2 separate regions of the Homo sapiens genome follow, and region 1 is linked to region 2. A link is a contact called in ENCODE Hi-C or POLR2A ChIA-PET data. All regions are on one chromosome and are shown on one strand. Each heading gives the region's core, a stretch centred on a gene start or an enhancer-like site at or near the end of the contact. The rest is flanking DNA. Distances are from core to core; before and after follow the strand shown.

The links. Hi-C counts contacts between places; a loop is a spot of excess contacts on that map. ChIA-PET counts read pairs that join two places held with the same protein, here RNA polymerase II (POLR2A). Pooled maps may share reads with other maps.
Region 1: a loop to region 2 is called in a map of IMR-90, with 1.8 times the contacts of the local background. The contact joins two enhancer-like sites. A Hi-C loop is called at or near these places in 1 of 168 maps with a recorded cell type or tissue (IMR-90) and 4 of 50 pooled maps. POLR2A ChIA-PET finds 5 or more read pairs at or near these places in 1 of 52 experiments (AG04450).

What each region holds. Positions count from the first base shown.
Region 1 is chr1:245,873,297-245,879,881 of GRCh38, reverse strand. All of the region lies in intron 8 of SMYD3 (SET and MYND domain containing 3), which reads left to right. Among named protein-coding and RNA genes, the nearest start is that of SMYD3-AS1, 230 kb to the left of the region's middle. Within about 2 kb of position 4,766, at least 12 of the 41 ENCODE cell types and tissues checked have a DNase peak (open chromatin) inside an H3K27ac peak, as active enhancers do.
Region 2 is chr1:245,594,126-245,601,173 of GRCh38, reverse strand. The region is part of intron 5 of KIF26B (kinesin family member 26B); the gene reads right to left. Among named protein-coding and RNA genes, the nearest start is that of KIF26B-AS1, 360 kb to the right of the region's middle. Within about 2 kb of position 1,581, at least 2 of the 41 ENCODE cell types and tissues checked have a DNase peak (open chromatin) inside an H3K27ac peak, as active enhancers do.

The DNA.
Region 1 (6,585 bases), core at 3,517-6,016, 280 kb before region 2:
TTAAAATTCTTAATAAGCATTGGTCAAAGATAGACATTGACTTATTTGCTTGAAGACTTCCATTACAGAGTTTTATTTTTATTTTCTTGAGACCATATTTGCCGCCACTCTGGTCTTCTGCTGCCATTCCCTTTCTCTCAGTTCTTCAGAGTGGAGTAAGAATAGTTTCATGACCATATTTTCCAAGTTCTTTCACTGTCCTGGAATATAGTTCAGCTGGAATTAAAGATGGGAACTTTTCTAAGATTCCTATTCTGCTCTCTCCTGATGAAGAATAACTTCTTTGGGGAGAAAGGAAAAACCCTAAGAATTGAGTAGCTTTCTGTGATCTCTTGATGTTTCTCACACGCTTGAAGCAGCGACTCTGTCTCTTCCATGCTTTCTCGTTGCTCAGAGAGCACTGAAGCGTTTCTCATCACCTCGGTTACTCAGCGTTGTCCTCTTACACTCTTCGTCTCCATCGCAGTGTTCTGCTGCCTACTCCCCATCTCTTCTGTAACAGCACAGCTCATGTGCATTTAGCGGTTACTGCGAGCCAGTTGCTATGCACAGCACTTTGCATATTATCTCATTTAGCCCTTAGGCCCACCCTATGAGGTAGGTCATCTAGTCCTATTGGGAAATGCTTATCAGCTGTTTGTGAGCAGTGTGCTCAGATGTTGTTCTAGAACGTGAACCTTGTACAGACTAGAAATGCATAAAGCAAATGGGAACCTAAGCGACTGTCAAGCATTTTCAGACTCATAGTTTCCAATAGTTTAATGACTACCGTGCCCTCATTATCAAGATTATAGCTGCACTGAAAATGGAAATGGGGAGATGGGCAAGCGGTTCTCAGATGTGTTAACATGAAACCTAGATTAAAGAAATAACACTGCTCTTCCTGGAGGCCAAACAAATACAAATTGGTTTCATGGGCTAAACTGTAGTTGGAGAAAAGGGGCATTACTCTTTTGAAAATCTTAGCATAGGCAGCTTCCCTTCTTTCTCTGCCGGAACCCATGTTTGTTTACACTCACAAGCTCAACGCCCTCTTCCTGCCATCCCTGCGTTGTCCCTCTCCAACCCTCCAACTGCTGATGACATCAACAGTATATTCCTGCAGTTCAGGCCCCTGTAATGCAATGGGGCTGTGAAAGTCACAGGATCCTGCAGACAGGTGCTGGGGCTGCTTCTGGCCTTCCCTCAGCTGGGCTTCCTCCTTGCCAAGTTGTCCTCAGCTGGCCCCTTTTTACCCATTCTCTATAGCACTCCCAGACCCTCACTACTGCTCCATCCTCCTAAGCCTCTGCTGTCTCTTGATTTCAGTAGATAGGGAAAAAGAGTCCATCAGACATAAAGCCCATCTCAACTTCCCACCCTGCTGACTTCCAGATGCAACTCTATCTGCACCCATTCTGTCTCTTCCTGTTAGAGGAAATGGGGACCTCCTTGCCAAAGCCGAGTCCCCACCACCCGCTTCTACCACCTGTGCTCTTGACCCTACCCTCTGCCTCCTCGTGGACCTCGCCCCCCTTGCTGCCCCATCTGTTGGGGTCTGCCTTTCCGTGTCCACTGACTCCTTCCCTGTGGCATAAACGTGCCCACACTTTCCCGTTATAAGAAACAAACTCTTTTTCCAGCTCAGCTCTTGCCTCTAACCATTGTTTCCTGTTTAATCTGTGAAACCCCTTGAGTCATCTGCACACTTAATGACCCTGTTTGTTTTCTCTTAACTCCCACAATAGGAGTTATCACTCCCCAAAGCACGCTCTCTCTGATGTCATCGGTGAGCCCCTGATTTCAAATCCATTGACCTCCTTTGAGTCTCTTCCCCATTGATGCCATTGTTGAGTTCCACACCACCTGTCCCTTCCTTCCTCCTCCTGGGAACACTCTCCTTTCGTTTCCGTGCCCTCCTTTACTTCTCCGCTTTGCCCCTGAGATTCTTGGGCCCCGTTGGATTGGGTGATTTCCTCTGTCGCATATCTTCAGATTCCACCTGCGTGGCGTTGACTTCCAAGTCGACACTTCTCACTTTCACTTGTCTTCTGGGTCTAGTTTCATATTTCCCGCTTCCTAGGGGTAACTGTACCTGGATTCTCTGCAGACATCTTATATTAGCATGTCCAAAAGCGAACGTCCCTTTCCTAAACACCTTTCTACATTCCCCATCTCACCGGAAGGCTTCGCCATGCACTCAGCCACTGAAGCCAGATGCATGGCCGTTGTCCTGGAATCCTCTACTCTCCACAGACTTACTCCCAGGTTATCATCTTGTTACACTCTCTTGAATTGTTCCTTTTCTCTTCAGTCTCTCTCTTCCTCTCTCACTGTTGCTAAGGCACGGCCTTATTCAGATTCATGTCATCTCTTTCTGGATTGTTGAAACATCTACCTAACACCTTCCGCCTTCAGTCCCTCCCACCTGCAAGTGTATTTTCCACGTAAATATTTGAAAAACATAGAGATTATACTTAAAATCTCCCCATGTCTCCATGTTGCCCATGCAGGATCAAATTCATTCTTTGATCTGACCCCTTCCCTACCTCTCTACCTCATATCTAAACCTTTATCTCCACCCCTTTCCCCCGATGAACCGTTTAATTCAGCTTTATGTTTTTGGGTCTGTGGGCTCATTCTGAAGTAGCCCTTCAGCTTAGTGGGGAAAAGAGCCTCTAAGGAAAAGCAGCCTCTGAACAGCAAGTAACTGCAGACCTAGTAGGGCAGCAGAGGGCCGGGGAGCTGCCCCGTCTCCGCAGCGCCGCCCTGCCATGCATGAGTGAACCAGAAGCACCCAACAGCGTGGCCTCCCCAAGGACCTCTTTCTCTTCTCTGCTACTGGCCTTCCTGCTTGTCTCTCCTTGTCTAATGCTTCCATAGCCTCCAAGCCTGAACTCATGCATCCTCTTCTCCGGGACATTTTCCCTAAATCCCGGCCAGGCAGAGGGCTCTGCCTCTGTGCTCCCATAGCCTCCAAGCCTGCACTCATGCATCCTCTTCTCCAGGACATTTTCCCTAAATCCTGGCCAGGCAGAGGGCTCTGCCTCTATGCTCCCATAGCCCCAGGGCTTACCTCTCTGTTATCACGTGCGGTATTTAGAAATGATACATTTGTTTGGCCGTTTCAACCACTGGAATGTAAGCTGAGGCCACATCTCAGCTGTGTCTTCTCAGATCCAGTACCTGGCCCTGGAGTGCACTGGGGAGATGTTGTCATATATTGAGCTAAAGAGCACCTGAAGGGCATGAGATTTATTCCCCGTAGTGCCACAGACTTGGTCACTTTTGTGTCTATTGTAAATAAACTATTTGTGCAAAAGCAGAGAACATGGGAGACAGAACTGTAGATTGAGCAGACAAGAAAAAAGAAAAGCAAAACCATCAATACTTGCAGCAAGTCTTAACCATGTCGGCACGAAGAGTGACAGCATGATCGCAGAGATTCGGAGCAATGGCTGAGGCGGCAAAGGCCACGCTGATGGTCCTTGGCCCAGACTGTGCATTGGAATCACCTGGGGAGCTTAGAAAAGATACCGGTATCTGCCTGCCCCCAAGAGATGCTGATATCATTTGCCTCGATGGAACCCGGTCTGTATTCTTAACAGCTCCTGAGGTGATTCTAAGTATATACCCACCTTACCTTACTAGGCCCTTACAGCAAAGAGGAGAGACAAAGCTGGAGGAACAACAGGTCTGCAGTTTGAGGGAAAGTCGGAGCCCTCAGTATCCCTTAAAGCATATTCCTGGGATGTGTGTGTATGTGGGCATGTCTGTGGGTATCTGTGTGTTTGCACACTCTTGGTAGCATAGGGGAGGAAGTAAGCTCTCTGCAGCCCTCTGGAGTGAATTAAAGCCTCTGATACATATTTTAAAAAGCACATCCAGAGCTATCCAGCTTCCACTGGTGATGAAGACCTGGGACTTTCTCATATTAAGTCCTCTGAATGAAGGTCTGGGTACCCCTTGTTCTTGCACAGAGCAAGAGGGATTTGTAAGTTTGTTTACCTCCGGAAAAGAAATCCTTGCGTATTTTAGTTGGTAAGCATTTACAAACCTTAAAATCTTACTTTCAGAGTAGTCTCAAAAGTTAAATGGAAAGTAAAACAGAAATGGTAAAGGCAAACAGCTAGGGCTGTGTAATTTTGGCCCACAATGAGTATGACCCAAAATGAAAACAAAAACTAATCAAAAGGTAATCATTTCCTAAATCTTCTGTGACTGGCATCGTAGCATTCCCTTGGGCAAGAGGAAGAATATTAGGGGTATGAGAAGCATTATATCATCTTGTATACTCAAAAAGCCATTTTGAACATCCAAATTTGAGGAACTTCATCAGATATCAATATAAAGATGATACCTATACTGCTGGGGACAGATTTGAGGTTTGATGTTGCCCACATGCCAGGTTCTAATGGAAGATGTGCACGACTCAGGCGGCTCAGTGAGCAGTTCTCTGGTAGTAGGAGTATTCTGAGTATATAGTTGAATATCTATTTCCAGCTCTCCCCACAATTTCCAGCATGTTCTGAGTGAAATCACTTGCCCCTCCCTGTACCTCCTTTCCTTCCTGTGCAGTAGGGACCTGTCTGATCGTCATCTGCTAATGTTTATGAAGCTCCGTCAGACCTTTGTCTGGAAGACTCTGTTAACAGTAATGCATGCTTGGTTTATGAGACGGTTACAAGAGAATGGAGGTGGAGGCAGGGTGCCAAACATGGCCAGTACTTTTATCTTTGACATTACAAAGAGGTCCTCTGGCTGAGAGCCAGCCTGGAGTTTACTGGAATCAAAAATGCAGACATGTGCTTTCTGTTGGCGTGCCAGGAAGCGGCTCGCCGTGCCGTCAGCCAGCACTTCACTTCCATGGCTGCAGAGCTGCTTGCAGGAGCGTCTAAGTCCTGGTGATTTTGTGTAGTCTGTCTCATGGATACGAGGTGAGGCACAAAAGAGCTGTACCATGGAATCTGGTCACCCCTCTCTCCTCCCAAACTTTACAAAGTAGTGTTCTCCTCACCAGACCTTTAGGCCAAGTGACTGCCCTCTGGGGTGACCCACCCTCCAGCTTCAAGGGACAGATCTCTGTATGGATTGATTCACAGACTACAGACTTTTCTTTTTTTGTTTTAGAATAATTGGAGGAACACTGGCTTTTTTTCCAGTGAGATACAAAATACAATTCTAGAATTTTTTTTTAAAGGCTGAGAGATTAAAGTAATTTCTTTCCCTCGAACAGCGACATGTTTCTTTTGAACTTTTGGCTTGTGTGACACATGGTCTAAGGATTTCAGTGCTGCCTTATGAAGTGTTTGTAGAACGGGATAATTTCTGCAGCCCAACTCTGAAGACTTAGGGGACGCTATGGAACCCTCCATTAACTGATGTTAAGAGAGAGGTTCTAATGTCAAAATAAATCATTTCTTTAGATGACCCGTAAGATTGCCTCCTAAAAAGCTATGTCTAGACTTGTGTCTCAGGGACTTGTTATGTGAAGCTGTCATTGTGGACCCCAGCTAAACTATTCCTTTAATTCAGAACCACAGATTAGATAATCTGATGTGCTCGCTTTAGCAGATAAGCAAATACCATGTTTACCCAAGCTTGGAATATTGCCTGTTATAATCATTATACATACAAATGTTAGAGGGAATGTGTGAATTAAATAACCATTGTCAAATTCTTGGTTTGGCAGAAGGTAGTACCATGTTGAGTGTTGTCTTCAGTCCTGTAGACTCTCTGTGCTATGGCTGGGGTTGTTTATACTTGAGAAAACTCAGTTTAAAATAGAATGAAGGAGGGACAAATCAGAACAAAGGCATTTACAATTTGTTGCACAATCACAAACCCCAGCAACCTTCCTATCAGAATTTCAGGTCTGTTTTCATGGACAACATATACTTTACACATAGGCGACTAATGGAGTGGAAGGATTAGTTTCCATGTCAGTGGTAACCCTAATGTAGTTCTCACCTGGGCAAGCGGAGCCAGGAGGCACTGTTAGACTCTAGGCCTCACAGCTGGCCAGTGGCAGAGCTGGTACCAGGGCCCGGCCTCCTTAGTTCCACTTCCGTAGTGCTGCCTGTCACACAGTCTTACATGCCAACAGCACAGAACCCAAATCAAGCTATCATTCATCCCATGTCTGAATGTCTCTGGAGTGGCCACATCTAGGTTATCCTATAACCTTCGCCTTCGGGACACTGCCCTTTAAACCTCACTTGAATCTGTTCTGCGGCAGCTTAAAGCATTTTTATCTCTGTTGGCAGAGGAGAATGAGAGCATCTGTCCTCAAAGAAGAAAATACAAAAGATGGAGATGTGGCCGATTAAAGGAGATGAGGGCTGCAGCTTTGGTCTTCATTAAGACAAAACTCACCCTGAACTTTGGAGGTGTACTTTATCTTAATGGCTATTGTCAGGAGAACAATTTTCCTGTAAAATCTTTGCATTTTTCCCAGAATCTCAAACCTCCCACCTGGTAGCGTTTACACAACAGTATTGGCAGGACTTGGGTAGGAGTTGTGAGTATGGGCTTACAGCAGCCTAAGCCATCCATTTGGTAGTCTCTCTACAGATGTGAAAAGAATTTGTCTGAATGTGCATTTGC
Region 2 (7,048 bases), core at 332-2,831:
CGAGTGTGGGACGCACTCTACCTCTGAGGGTTTAGATCTTGCTTCTCACACTGAGGTCATAGAAAGATCCCTGCCATTTTCTCTCATATGCCAGGACTATGCTGTTATCTACACGATCTCATTTAATCCTCCCAATGCTCCAGGGTGTAGGTATGCCTGTCCAGATTTTACAGATGAGAAAACTGTGTTATATAACTTGCCCCACATCACTGAACCTGTGGGTGGAAGACTGGACTTGGATCCCACCTCCAATGCCTACACTTTTTCCATCATGCCAGCTGCTGCCTCCCACAAACAGTCACACTTCTCAGAGCCCCCATTTCCTCACCTGTACAGTAGGAATAACAATGCCCGTCATATGGGCGGCTGTGCAAACTCAGTGAATGGGCATGTAAAGTGCTGAACATGGCCCAGGCTTGTCTTGAACTCCCACCTCTGCCTCCCAAAGCACTGGGTTTACAGGCATGGGTGCCACGCCCAGCCTCAAGCCTTACCATTAACGCTGTGATTGGAAAATGATAAGATATCATGATCCAGGAGGAGGCAAGTCAAGAGAGGAGGGAGGAAGAGATCTAGGAATTGAATGCCCAGCATGTGGGCAGAGGTGGGAGTTCAAGACAAGCCTGGGCAACATGGTGAGAGCCCATCTCTACAAAAAGTTAATTAAAAAAAAATAGCCAGGTGTGATGGTGCACACCTACAGGTGCCAGCTACTTGGGAGGTTGAGGTAGCAGGGTCACTTGAGCTCAGGAGTTCAAGGTTACAGTGAGCTATGATCATGCCACTGCACTCCAGCCTGGGTGACAGAGCGAGACCTTGTCTCTCAAAAACAAAACGGCCAGGCGTGGTGGCTCACGCCTGTAATCCCAGCACTTTGGGAGGCCGAGGCGGGCGGATCACAAGGTCAGGAGATAGAGACCATCCTGGCTAACACGGTGAAACCCCGTCTCTACTAAAAATACAAAAAATTAGCCGGGCATGGTGGCGGGCGCCTGTAGTCCCAGCTACTCGGGAGGCTGAGGCAGAAGAATGGCGTGAACCCGGGAAGCGGAGGTTGTGGTGAGCCAAGATCACGCCATTACACTCCAGCCTGGGCAACAAGAGTGAAACTCTGTATCAAAACAAAACAAAACATGATAAGGTTTTAGAACTCCTTGCCCTGGACTCTGGATAGCGTGAATCACAAGCAGGATACTGTGGGGGATTCCCGACAGACAGAGCTAGTTATGAAGCACTGGGCCCAACAAGGCTCCTATTAGTAAAACACAGTCAAATCCCACACAGCCGCTACATACAGGACAGTAACCAGTAGGTATATCTGCATTCCATTCTGGCAATTTTCTTATTCACTGTGACTTTCTAAGGTCTGATTTCAGTTCCACTCATTCCTACAGATCTGCCCCAGTTACACAGCATGTGTGCTAAGAGCATGCATTCAAGTCGCAACTTTGGGAAGGTCCCTGGGACCTTCAGGCTTTCTGTAAGCAAATCTCCTAGCCCAGCCTCTGAGCATTGCAAGTCAAGGATGATGCAACGCCAGGCAGAGCTGATGGAGCCCACAGCCCACTGCTTTTCTATTTCACAATTTTGCATGCAATTTCTGGGTAACCAGAGGTGCTGAATGTAAAATATGAGCTCAGCCAGGCGAGGGCTGACAAGGAGAAGCGGGAAAGAAGGGGCTGAATGAGTGAGTCATTGGTCCAGAAGGAATGCTCCTGCATCTTAACGAAATCCCGAGCCTGCGGCTCATTTTCTGCAGAGAGGCTGAAGATCCCAGTCGCTGGTCTGGCCAAAGAGATACACACAGTTCTTTAAAAACCCACTGAGCTCCGAGCTGGGGGAAAGGCCACACTCCATTCTTTTCTTTGCAATGCGTCTAAATAAATGGACTTTTTTTTCCCTTAAAGGAAGGAAATTAAGTTTTTCTGCTTCACCTCCTTTGTATCATTATTCCTTTAGTCCGGCACTCCACTTCCTGCTTAATCTGCTATAATTAAAGTGCTTAGGAGATACCACTTGTGATCAAGAAAGTCCCTCGGACTTGTTGCCAGGAGTTCTTGCTTTTGTCACTAACACCCTTAGGTTCTTGGCAACATCTCCTCCAGCCCCGCCTCTCCCTGCTGCTCTCCAGAGAGGGTCCAGGCAGCTGTTAACAGGCACGGCCTTCTCCCCAGCTCTCGGGCTCAAAGGGACGGTCACTATTTCACTCCCAAGGGTAGACCTGCAGGGAATGGGATCCAGAAAGCTAAAGGAACAGCCTGAGTGGTGGCCAGGAAGGCCCCCTGACACCCTGATTCAAGCAAGAAGAGACTGGCATTTCCTGCACCCAAGTCCCCACTGGTCGGGACCTCGCTCTGCCCTGTTTGTTTATTCCACGGATGGATTGGGACAGCTGTTGCTCTGGACAGCAGTTGTCTTTATGTCCTGCTCATTAATCAGTTCAGCACCTTGTTCTGGACGGCATCATGGGGCTGAGGGAGAAAGGAACTGTGAGACACTCACCGAGAGAGGCAGAGCCTCGCTCCCAAACTGCACAGACACTCCATCGACATGGAGGTGATCGCTGCCACACAGCCTGACTGGAGGCTGAGGAGGAGCAGCCCCGTCATCTCTCACCGTGACCACTACACGTGATCACAGCAGACAGATATTCCTGTTTTTCCCTCGTCACGGAGCGTAGCCACATGGTGCACATGTAGGAGGCTCTTCATGGCCTGTTTCTCTACCCAGAAGCTGTCCAGCTAGAGGTTTTCTGCAGACTCAAGCGTTCAGGAGGGCTATGGGCAAATGTGACCACTGGAAGGATCCCTCAGCAGTAAGAAAAAGACTACAGATGATAAGAAGGTGGCAGGAGCAAGGGAGAACTCCATCAGCGCTTCTCATGCATGAGCTTTGTTTCAACTCACTTTGTGGATACCCACAATGAAGGCCCTCTACAGACACACAGGAACCCGAGTCTTGGCCACAATAAATGCCCAGTAAGAGTGTGTAGGTGATGATAAATAGTTTTTACCCCTACAAGGTTCTAGGCTACAGAGTTAATTCACCACTGGCCTCTTCTGATCCCTTATCATCTCTCTATCTGAACTAAAGGAGCATGCTCTAACCCAATACAAGGAAGCTAAGAACCTTGAAAAAAGGTTAGAGGAATTGCTAACTAGAATAGCCAGTTTAGAGAAGAACACAAATGACCTGATGGAGTTGAAAAACACAGCATGAGAACTTCATGAAGCACACACAGTATCAATAGCTGAATCGATCAAGCGGAAGAAAGGATAGCAGAGATTGAAGATCAACTTAGTGAAATAAAGCGTGAAGACAAGATTAGAGAAAAAAGAATGAAAAGGAATGAACAAAGCCTCCAAGAAATATGGAACTATGTGAAAAGACCAAACCTATGTTTGATTGGTGTACCTGAAAGTGATAGGGAGAATGGAACCAAGTTGGAAACCACTCTTCAGGATATTATCCAGGAGAATTTCCTCAAACTAGCAGGACAGGCCAACATTTAAATTCAGAATATATAGAGAACACCAAAAAGATACTCCTCGAGAAGAGCAACCCCAAGACACAAAATCGTCAGATTCACCAAGGTTGAAATGATGGAAAAATGTTATGGGCACTAGAGAGAAAGGTCAGGTTACCCACAAAGGGAAGCCCATCTTCCCTAGACTAACAGCAGATCTCTCTGCAGAAACCCTACAAGCCAGAAGAGGGTGGGGGCCAATAGTCAACACTCTTAAAGAATTTTCAACCCAGAATTTCATATCCAGCCAAACTAAGCTTCATAAGCAAAGGAGAAATAAAATCCCTTACAGACAGGCAAATGCTGAGAGATTTTGTCACCACCAGGCCTGCCTTACAAGAGCTCCTGAAGGAAGCACTAAACATGGAAAGGATCAACTGGTACCAGCCCACTGCACAAAGATACCAAATTGTAAAGACCATTCATGCTATGAAAAAACTGCATCGACTAATGGGAAAAATAACCAGCTAGCATCATAATGACAGGATCAAATTCACACATAACAATATTAACCTTAAATGTAAATGGGCTAAATGCCCCAATTAAAAGATATAGACTGGCAAATTGGATAAAGAGTCAAGACCCATCAGGGTGCTGTATTCAGGAGACCCATCTGAGTCACACATAGCCTCAAAATAAAGGGATGGAGGAAGATTTACCAAGCAAATGGAAAACAAACAAAAAAAGCAAGGGTTGCGGTCGTAGTGTCTGATAAAACAGACTTTAAACCAACAAAGATTAAAAAAAGACAATTAAGGCGTTACATAATGGTAAAGGGGTCAATGCAACAAGCAGAGCTAATGATCCTAAATATATATGCACCCAATACAGGAGCACCCAGATTCGCAAAGCAAATTCTCAGAGACCTACAAAGAGATTTAGACTCCCACACAATAATAGTGGGAGACTTTAACATCCCACTGTCAATATTAGAGCAACGAGACAGAAAATTAATAAGGATATTCAGGGCTTGAACTCAGCTCAGGACTGAGTGAACCTAAAAGACATCTACAGAACTCTCCAACCCAAATCAACAGAATATACATTCTTCTCAGCACCACATATTCTGAAATCGACCACATAATTGGAAGTAAATGCAAAAAAATGAAAATCATAACAAACAGTCTCTCAGACCACACTGCAATCAAATTAGAACTCAGGGTTAAGAAACTCACTCAAAACTGCACAACTACATGGAAACTGAACAACCTGCTTCTGAATGACTATTGGGTAAATAATGAAATGAAGGCAGAAATAAATAATTTCTTTGAAACCAATGAGCACAAAGACACAACATACCAGAATCTCTGGGACACATTTAAAGCAATGTTTAGAGGGAAATTTATAGCACTCAATGTCCACAGGAGAAAGCAGGAAAGATCTAAAATCGACACCCTAACATCACAATTAAAAGAACTAGAGAAGCAAGAGCAAACAGATTCAAAAGCTAGCAGAAGGCAAGAAATAACTAAGATCAGAGCAGAACTGAAGGAAATAGAGACACAAAAAATCCTTCAAAAAATCAATGAATCCAGGAGCTGGTTTTTTGAAAAGATTATCAAAATAGACCGCTAGCCAGACTAACAAAGAAGAAAAGAGAGAAGAATCAAATAGACACAATAAAAAATGATAAAGGGGATATCACCACTGATCCCACAGAAATACAAACTACCGTCAGAGAATACTATGAACACCTCTATGCAAATAAACTACAAAATCTAGAAGAAATGGATAAATTCCTGGACACATACACCCTCCCAAGCCTAAACCAAGAAGAAGTCGAATCCCTGAATAGATCAATATCTAGTTCTGAAATTGAGGCAGTAATTTCGCAGCCTACCAACCAAAAAAAGCCCAGGACCAGACAGATTCACAGCTGAATTCTACCAGAGGTACAAAGAAGAGCTGATACCATTCCTTCTGAAACTATTCCAAACTATAGAAAAAGAGGGACTCCTCCCTAACCCATTTTATGAGGCCAGAATCATCCTGATACCAAAACCTGGCAGAGACACAACAAAAAAAGAAAATTTCAGGCCAATATCCCTGATGAACATCGATGTGAAAATCCTCAATAAAATACTGGCAAACTGAATCCAGCAGCACATCAAAAAGCTTATCCACCACGATCAGGTCGGCTTCATCTTTGGGATGCAAGGCTGGTTCAACATACGCAAATCAATAAATGTAAGCCATCACATAAACAGAACGAATGACAAAAACCACGATTATCTCAATAGATGCAGAAAAGGCCTTCAACAAAATTCAACACCCCTTCATGCTAAAAACTCTCAGTAAATTAGGTATCGATGAAACGTTTCTCAAAATAATAAGAGCTATTTATGACAAACCCACAGCCAATATCATACTGAATAGGCAAAAGCTGGAAGCATTCCCTTTGAAAACCAGCACAATACAAGAATGCCCTCTCTCACCACTCCTATTCAATATGGTATTGGAAGTTCTGGCCAGGGCGATCAGGCAAGAGAAAGAAATAAAGGGTATCCAAATAGGAAGAGAGTAAGTCAAATTGCCTGTTTGCAGATAACATGATTCTATATTTAGAAAACCCCGTCGTCTCAGCCCAAAATCTCCTTAAGCTGATAAGCAAATTCAGGAAAGTCACAGGATACAAAATCATTGTGCAAAAATCACAAGCCTTCCTATACACCAGTAATAGACAGAGAGCCAAATCATGAGTGAACTCCCATTCACAATTGCTACAAAGAGAATAAAATACCTAGGAATACAACTTACAAGGGATGTGAAGGACCTCTTCAAGGGGAAATACAAACCACTGCTCAAGAAAATAAGAGAGGACACAAACAAATGGAAAAACATTCTATGCTTATGGAAAGGAAGAAACAATATCGTGAATATGGCCACACTGCCCAAAATAATTTATAGATTCAATGCTATTCCCACCAAGCTACCATTGACTTTCTTCATAGAATTAGAAAAAACTACTTTAAATTTCATTTGGAACCAAAAAAGAGCCCATATAGCCAAGACAATCCTAAGCAAAAAGAACAAAGCTGGAGGCATCACGCTACCTGACCTCAAATTATACTACAAGGCTACACTAACCAAAACAGCATGGTACTGGTACCAAAACAGAGATATAGACAAATGTAACAGAACAGAGGCCTCAGAAATAACACCACACATCTACAATAATCTGGTCTTTGACAAACCTGACAAAACAAGCAATGGGGAAAGGATTCCCTATTTAATAAATGGTGTTGGGAAAACTGGCTAGCCATATGCAGAAAACTGAAACCGGACCCCTTCCTTATACCTTATACAAAAAGTAACTCAAGTTGGATTAAAGACTTAAATGTAAGACCTAAAACCATAAAACACCCTAGACAAAAATCTAGGCAATACCATTCAGGACATAGGCATGGGCAAAGACTTCATGTCTAAAACACCAAAAGCAATGGCAACAAAAGCCAAAATTGACAAATGGGATCTAATTAAACTAAGAGCTTCTGCACAGCAAAAGAAACTATCATCAGAGTG